3 separate regions of the Homo sapiens genome follow, and all the other regions are linked to region 1. The links are chromatin loops, found by intact Hi-C in ENCODE. Cell type or tissue: Panc1. All regions are shown on one strand.

Region 1 (2,500 bases):
TTTCAAGTTTCCTTTTGCTCATTGTGTGAAACTGCTGCCTGGAATTGTCTTGTCTTGCCTTCTCTTCTCCCCTTCTCTCTCTCTCTCTCTTTCTTTCTCTTTCTTTCCTTCCTTCCTTCCTTCCTTCCTTTCTTTTTCTCTTTCTTTCTTTCTTTCTTTCTCTTTCTTTCTCTCTTTCTTTCCTTCCTTCCTTCCTTCCTTCCTTCCTTCCTTTCTTTCTTTCTTTCTTTCTTTCTTTTTCTCTTTCTCTCTTTCTTTCTCTCTTTCTTTCTTTTCCCCTCCCTCTCCTCCCTTCCTCACTCCCTCCTTCCCCTTCCTTCCTTCCTTCCTTTTTCTTTCTTTCTTTCGAAACAGAGTCTTACTCTGTCACCCAGGCTGGAGCACAGTTGCACAATCTCAGCTCACTGCAACCTCCACCTCCCGGATTCAAGCGAGTATCGTGCCTCAGCCTCCCAAGCAGCTGAGATTACAGGCGCGTGCCACCACACCTGGATAATTTTTGTATTTTTAGTAGAGACGGGGTTTTGCCATGTTGGCCAAGCTGGTGTCGAACTCCTGACCTCAGGTGATCCACCCGCCTTGGCCTCCCAAAGTACTGGGATTACACGGGTGAGCCACCACGCGTGGCCTGGAATTTTCTATTCTCCTGTAACCACCCTGTGTTATTCCTGTCTCAGCCTCCCTGGACATCTTATCTAAGAACTCTCCTTGCTGACTGCTGCCCTGCCCTGCACCCCTGTATCCACCCCCGGCGCTGATGCTGCCCTGCCCTGCCCCCCGTGTACACCCCGTGCACTGATACTGCCCTGCCCTGCACCCGTTTCCACCCCCAGCGCTGATGCTGCCCTGCCCTGCACCCTGGTCTCCACCCCCGGCTTCATCCTTGTTAATTTTCTTCAGGTACTTGACACAGTCGGAGCTCATTTTGTTCTTTCATGGGTTTCCATATTCAGTACTTGACTCCCCCACTAAAAATGAAGAGTGCAAGAAGTTTTGTTTGTTGCTGGATCCTCAGTGCCTGTTGTTTTCATTTTTTGAATTGAATGAATGAATGCACGAATGAATAGATGGATGGATGGGGGAATAAGTGGATGAAAGGATGAGCTTGCGAATGAACAAATGGATATGGATGTATGGACCGACGCATGGACACATACGAGAAAAATTTGCCCATAGGAAAAGGCGGGCTTCTCCCGGTACATAACTTCCCCGAGATTAGGATGTACTGCCACCTGGTGGTGGGAGTGACGAAGGACAGTCTCTAGCTGGATCTGTTGTCATGGGAACAGAACCCAGTTCCTGGCCTCATGGACCTGACAGTCACCTGAGGGAGCTGGACACTGAAGTTATTGCAGATCATGATAACACAGGTGGCATGGAGAATCTCACAGCATCATTCCGATTTAGCTCTTCTCATCAGAGAAGTCAGATTTGACCTCAGGCTCAATGGATGAGGAGGATCTGGCCCTTTGGAAGCCGGAAAAGAGCCTTCTAGGTGAGGGCCGGGGCTAGAGGGAGGCACTTGCTTCAGGCTCCAAATTCAGAGGATGCCAAAACATTCATTAATCAAGATAAGTAATATTTTAATGCAATGTTTAAAAAAACAAATATTAATGCAAAACAATTATGATGAACAAAATGTCAAAATGTATACACAGGCAGGACCCAACAGGGCACAGCAAGTGTGCAAGTGAAAAATAGAAGCCTGTTTATATACATATATATATTTTAAGGACAGGATCTTGCTCTGTCACCCAGGATGGAGTGCAGTGGCGTGATCACAGCTCACTGCAGCTTCCAACTCCTGGGTTCAAGTGATCCTCCTGCTTCAGCCTCCCGAGTAGCTGGGACCACAGGCATGCACCACCACCCCTAGGTAATTATTTATGTATTTGTTTGTTTATTTTGAGACAGGATCTCACTCTGTTGTCCAGGCTGGGGTGTAGTGATGCAATTATGGCTCACTGCAGCCTCAACCTCCTGGGCTCAGGTGATCCTCCTGCCTCAGCCTCCTGAGTAGCTGGGACCACAGGCATGTACCACCATGCCTGGCTAATTTTTCAGTTATTTGTAGAGACGGCATTTCCCTGTGTTGCCAGGCTAGTCTTGAACTACTGGGGTCAAGTGATCCCCCCACCTTGGCCTTCCAAAGTGTTGGGGTTACAGGAGTGAGCCACTGTGCCTGGCCTAATTATTTTTACAGAGACGGGGTCTTGCTATATTGCCTAGCCTGGTCTCAAACTTCTGGGCTCAAGTGATCCTCTTGCCTTGGCTTCCCAAAGTGCTGGGATTACAGGTGTGAGCCACTGCACCCAGCCAAGCCTATTTAAAATTTTGATATTTTGTTCAACATACAATTTTTTGGCATTAATTGTGATTTCTTAATTGCATCCAAATGTTATTTTTCTGTATGGCTGAGTGTTGTGGGGCTCCCTTGATTTTGCACCCAAGGCGATGTCTTGCCTACCTCACCCTAGTCCTGGCCCTATTAAGTCTAAGT
Region 2 (2,500 bases), 180 kb before region 1:
ACTTGTCTAAGATCTCAGAGGTAGTAAGGAAGGGAACCAGAATGTGGACCCTGGCCAACTGAACACAGAGTACATGCTCCTAATCTCTGTGCTGCTTCTGGGCCATCTCTCGGTCCCTCACATCGAAAGACCTCATGATTTCAATCCAAAGCATCTGACCAAGTGTTAGGTCTACTTCCTTTCGATTCTTGGATATGAAGGGTAGGAGCTTAATATCTGCCTATAGCCCAGAAGATTTGTGCAAAGACCCTGGTTCACTTGGAGAGGAGGTACTATAAAATTTGGACCCCACAATGCGAATGAAGGGTATGTATTGAATTCCCTCAGCCCACCAGCTTAACACAGAGACAGTGTGAGGGATATACTATAGCTGGGAAGCTTGGAAGGGCTCATGTTCAAGGGCCTCTTTGGGCCAAACAGCAGTGGGCCTGAGCATGGAGAGACCCTGGCCTTTTAGTGCCAGTGCCTAGAGAAGCAGGTCACTAAGCTTTGTGCCCAGGAGCTGTGCTGTCCCTGGTCCATCCCTGTGTACCCCATTCCACTCCTGAAATAATGAACTACTGCAGCCTTCCAAGTTCACAGTGTGCCAGTTTGTCACAGAATAGCAGTGACACTTCTCTGCTGCAACCCATCTTTGCTCTGCCATGCTGCCAAGACCATCTTCACCAGGCGGTAACCTGGGAACTCCAGCTGGTACACAGTACAAGAAGCCTCCGCAGTAGACTGTCCCAGGTGCATGTGCTCAGTATGTCATAGCCATCTCCTTTTGGAGGCCAGGGAGAGCTTCTGTTTGGGTGCCACGGATCCTGGACAGAAGCTTTCTAGAGGTAGGAGAAGAGACTAAATGGCTGGCCAACCCAGAGATTGTTGGATTGTGTTATGATTCCATGGTCAAAGTGCTTTAAAAACCTAGAAATTGGCTCTGGTAGTGAGTCCCAGGATGGAGCTAACTTACGATCTGGACTCCATTACATGATTGCTAATCCTGAAGTTCAGCAAACGTTGGTACTGGCTGACTTTTAATGGAGTACCTGTTTGAGGGTTCTCCTCATCATGTATTTAAGGTTAAATTGTATAAAGGAATTCTGCTGCTCTTTTGAAATTTTCTGGTTCTGTTTAACCATACCTAAAAATGCCATGAGGTAGCCAGATGATTGACTAACTGGGATTTATGGAAATTCTTATCTGCAAAAATCTCAAGACAAAGAGGGCACTAACTAGAAGGTTCCCAGTGCTTTATGTAACATGCAGAAGGAAGTCTGGTCTCAGCTTCTTGGATCTGAGCAATCCTTTGGAAAGGGAGCAATGAAGAGCAGTAACTGAAGACTCATTTCCTGCCTTCTGTGTGACTCACTCTCCTTTGTCAACTTCAAGTTTGCCCTAGGCCTGCTTGCTTCTCTCCACCCCAAGGAACTTGGTCTTTGGAAGACACAGGCACCTGCCCTCTCTGTCTGCCTTTTGCCCCCAGGTCCAGAGGGAGAAACAAACCCTCAGTTGGAGGAAAGTCTAGAGCACAGGCTTTGTGTTGCTCAGAGAAGCATGACAGGAAGTGGTGCTGTTGCCTCTGCATTGGCCGACTCCTGGCTGCACCTGCTTTTCCCAGAGGCACGGGGAGGCCCAGGCAGGGGCCCAGGGCCTGCTGCTGATCAGTTTGTCCTGCTTGCAAGTCTGCATCCCAGTACCCAACGGGGCCAAGTAGAAAAGGCACATAGTGTAGTGTGAGCCGTAGCTGTCACCAGATGGGTCTTTCCCCTCCGTGCCCAACCCCTTCCCTGACCTGAAAGGGCCTAGCCTCTTTCCCCACTGGCTTCCACCAAGTTCTAACACATTTTATATATATCGATTTCCAGGCTTGTAGAGGCAAGACCTACAGTCCAGGAGTTCAAATGGATTCAGTGTTGTTGGTTCTTGTTTCCTAGAAGGACAAGTGCTCTGAAGGTTTGGTGTCAACTCTGACCCAAGGGGTGTATCTGATTTTTATGAAGGCACAGAAATGCACCTGAGGTGACCCCAAGTCCTTCTCTTTTATTTTTTGATTTCCCACCACCTGGATCATTAATTCTGCTTTCAAGGGGGATGGGGAAAGGAGAACATTTCAAAGCAAAGTTGATTTGGTCTCTGAACCAGCTTGTCTTCTAGGCTGTAGTTCACCCTGATGAGAATCAGAAAGGACAGTCTGTAAACCCCTTCACTCTAGTGACTCTGCAGCTGGGGAGCCTCAAAACCAGTTCCAGATGTTCTCTCTCCCTATATTGGCCAGAAGGGAATTTCGGGCAAGCAAGGAGGCAGAGAGCTTTTGCCCATTCATTGAGTACCCCTGTCTGCAAACTGTGTCTTGCTTCATGGCACTTTAGGGAGAGTGCTGAGCACCTGGGTCCATTTGGGACCAGCCAGCCCTTCCTGTTCCTCGGTTAGAGGCATGCTGCTCCAAGCTGGCTGGTTACTGCAAGCAAGAGAAGCCCGCCTTCCTGCTGTTCAGGGTCAGAAAGCAAGACCGTGC
Region 3 (2,500 bases), 380 kb before region 1:
CGTGAGCCACCGCACCTGGCCAATTTTTTGTATTTTTAGTAGAGACAGGGTTTCGCCATGTTGGCCAGGCTGGTTTTGAACTCCTAACCTCAAAGTGATCTACCTGTCTTGGCGACCCAAAGTGCTGGGATTACAGGTGTGAGCCACCACGCCCGGCCAATTTTTGTATTTTTAGTAGAGATGGGGTTTCGCCATGTTGGCCAGGCAGGTCTCGAACTCCTAACCTCAAGCAATCTGCCTGTCTTAGTCTCCCAAAGTGCTGGGATTGCAGGTGTGAGCCACGATGCCCAGCCCCAGTGGTGTATTTTTATAGTTGTCTTGGCGCACTGCTCAGCTGGAGAAAGAGGAGCTGATTGTGGACTCTGGGGCCACACAATTGCATATTGATCAGTTACCGCTCACCAAGCACTACCTCGGCACTAGGAAGACTGTGTTGACCAAGAAAGATGAGACCTCTCTTCTCTCAGAACATTCCAGTGGATGCTGGGCCGTGGTGGCTCATGCCTGTAATACCCAGCACTTTGGGAGGCTGAGGTGGGTGGATTACATGAGGTCAGGAGTTCGAGGCCAGCCTGGCCAACATGGTGAAACCCTGTCTCTATTAAAATACAAAAAATTGGCCAGGTGCGGTGGCTCACGCCTGTAATCCCAGCACTTAGGGAGGCTGAGGTGGGTGGATCACCTGAGGTCAGGAGTTCGAGACCAGTCTGGCCAACATGGTGAAACCCTGTGTCTACTAAAAGTACAAAAATTAGCCAGTCATGGTAGCAGGCACATGTAATCCCAGCTGTCCGGGAGGCTGAGGCAGGAGAATCTCTTGAACCTGGGAGGTGGAGGTTGTAGTGAGCCAAGATCATGCCACTGCACTCCAGCCTGGGTGACAGAATGAGACTCCATCTCAAAAATAAATAAAAATAAATAAATAAAAATGTAAAAAATACAAAAAATTAGCCGGGCATGGTGGTACATGCCTGTAATCCCAGCTGCTTGGGAGGCCGAGACAGTAGAATCGCTTAAACCTGAGAGGCAGAGGTTGCAGTGAACTGAGATCGTGCCATTGCACTCCAGCCTGGGTGACAGAGTGAGACTTCACCTGAAATAAAAGAACATTCCAGTGGGGGAAACAAATGAACACACAGAAAAAGGAAAAGAAATAAAAGACTCTAGAGAGGGACGTAAGAAAGGGTTGGTGAAAGCAGCTCACGCCCATGGCAAGGCAGGGGAGAAGTGGGGAGGCAGCATTGGGTCAGCAGGTGGCGCTCATGTCAGGGGGCCTCCAGCTTTTTTCGTGTCCATACTTTTTTATATTTGTGTTTTGATTTCCAAATTTATAGGTAAATTCACACTTAGAAAATGGTAAACAAAGATATTATGCTTAAGAGTTTTCCTCAGTTTTCTTAAACAAACTGGGGTTGGTTGATTCTCTACCTTTCATAATTATTACATTAAGGGAAAGAGGAGGGAAATAGCAGACATATATTTGAATCTTCTTTTTTTTATCTTCAGATAACTCCAGGAGGAAAAGTAGGGATGGGTCAGCATCTGAAGAGACCCAGTTTAGTGATGATGAATATAAGACCCCCCTGGCCACACCTCCTAACACCCCACCTCCCGAGTCAAGCAGCAGCAACGGAGAGAAAACACCTCCCTTTTCTGGAGTTGAGTTCAGTGAAGAACAGCTTCAAGCACATTTAATGAGCACAAAGATGTATGAGAGGTACTCGCTGTCATTTATGGACCTCCAGATCATGGTTGGACGAGTGAAAGACAATTGGAAGCATGTCCAGGATATTGACGTGGGACCAACACATGTGGTAGAGAAGTTCAACGTTCACCTACAGTTAGAGCGTCGATTGATTTATACTTCAGATCCCAAATATCCAGGAGCCGTGCTCTCAGGCAACTTACCAGACTTAAAAATCCACATTAATGAAGATAAAATATCTGCACTAAAGAATTGCTTTGCTCTCCTCACCACCCCAGAAATGAAAACTTCTGACACTCAGATTAAAGAAAAGATTTTTCCCCAGGAGGAGCAGCGGGGAAGTTTGCAAGACTCCGTAATGAATTTAACCCAGAGCATTGTGTTGTTGGAGCAGCATACCCGCGAGGTTCTGGTGGAGTCGCAGCTCCTCCTGGCGGAATTTAAAGTGAACTGTATGCAGCTTGGTGTTGAGAGCAATGGCCGGTACATTTCTGTGCTCAAGGTGTTTGGTACCAATGCTCACTTTGTGAAGAGGCCTTATGATGCTGAAGTCTCCCTAACTGTTCATGGTTTGCTCCTGGTGGATACCATGCAGACATATGGTGCTGATTTTGACCTTTTGATGGCTTCACATAAGAACTTGAGCTTTGATATTCCAACGGGAAGCCTTCGGGATAGCAGGGCCCAGTCTCCTGTCTCTGGACCGAATGTGGCCCACTTAACTGATGGAGCTACACTGAACGACCGATCAGCTACTAGTGTTTCACTTGACAAAATTCTTACCAAAGAGCAAGA

What was found. A loop is a pair of places that touch in the nucleus more often than their neighbours do. Peaks named below come from ENCODE experiments on the same cell type or tissue, not always from the same donor. Only the 100,000 strongest peaks of a DNase experiment are listed, where the experiment ranks them.
Region 2: it touches region 1 in a loop (3-fold over the local background); 3 of 110 quality-filtered maps call a loop at or near these places.
Region 3: it touches region 1 in a loop (4-fold over the local background); 48 of 110 quality-filtered maps call a loop at or near these places.

What each region holds. Positions count from the first base shown.
Region 1 is chr1:12,657,930-12,660,429 of GRCh38, forward strand. The region is part of intron 2 of AADACL4 (arylacetamide deacetylase like 4); the gene reads left to right. Among named protein-coding and RNA genes, the nearest start is that of AADACL4, 15 kb to the left of the region's middle. In Panc1, CTCF peaks have their summits at 1,237 (motif pointing left) and 1,468; a DNase peak (open chromatin) is centred at 1,232; H3K27ac peaks cover 655 bases.
Region 2 is chr1:12,479,586-12,482,085 of GRCh38, forward strand. The region is part of intron 67 of VPS13D (vacuolar protein sorting 13 homolog D); the gene reads left to right. Among named protein-coding and RNA genes, the nearest start is that of SNORA59A, 26 kb to the right of the region's middle. RefSeq lists an enhancer at 1,609-2,127. In Panc1, no CTCF peak of the experiment used is centred here; a DNase peak (open chromatin) is centred at 1,356; H3K27ac peaks cover 2,500 bases.
Region 3 is chr1:12,274,319-12,276,818 of GRCh38, forward strand. It overlaps VPS13D (vacuolar protein sorting 13 homolog D), which reads left to right. Exons shown (of 70, transcript NM_015378.4): 19 at 1,507-2,500. Among named protein-coding and RNA genes, the nearest start is that of VPS13D, 46 kb to the left of the region's middle. In Panc1, CTCF peaks have their summits at 1,220 (motif pointing right), 2,139 and 2,338; no DNase peak of the experiment used is centred here.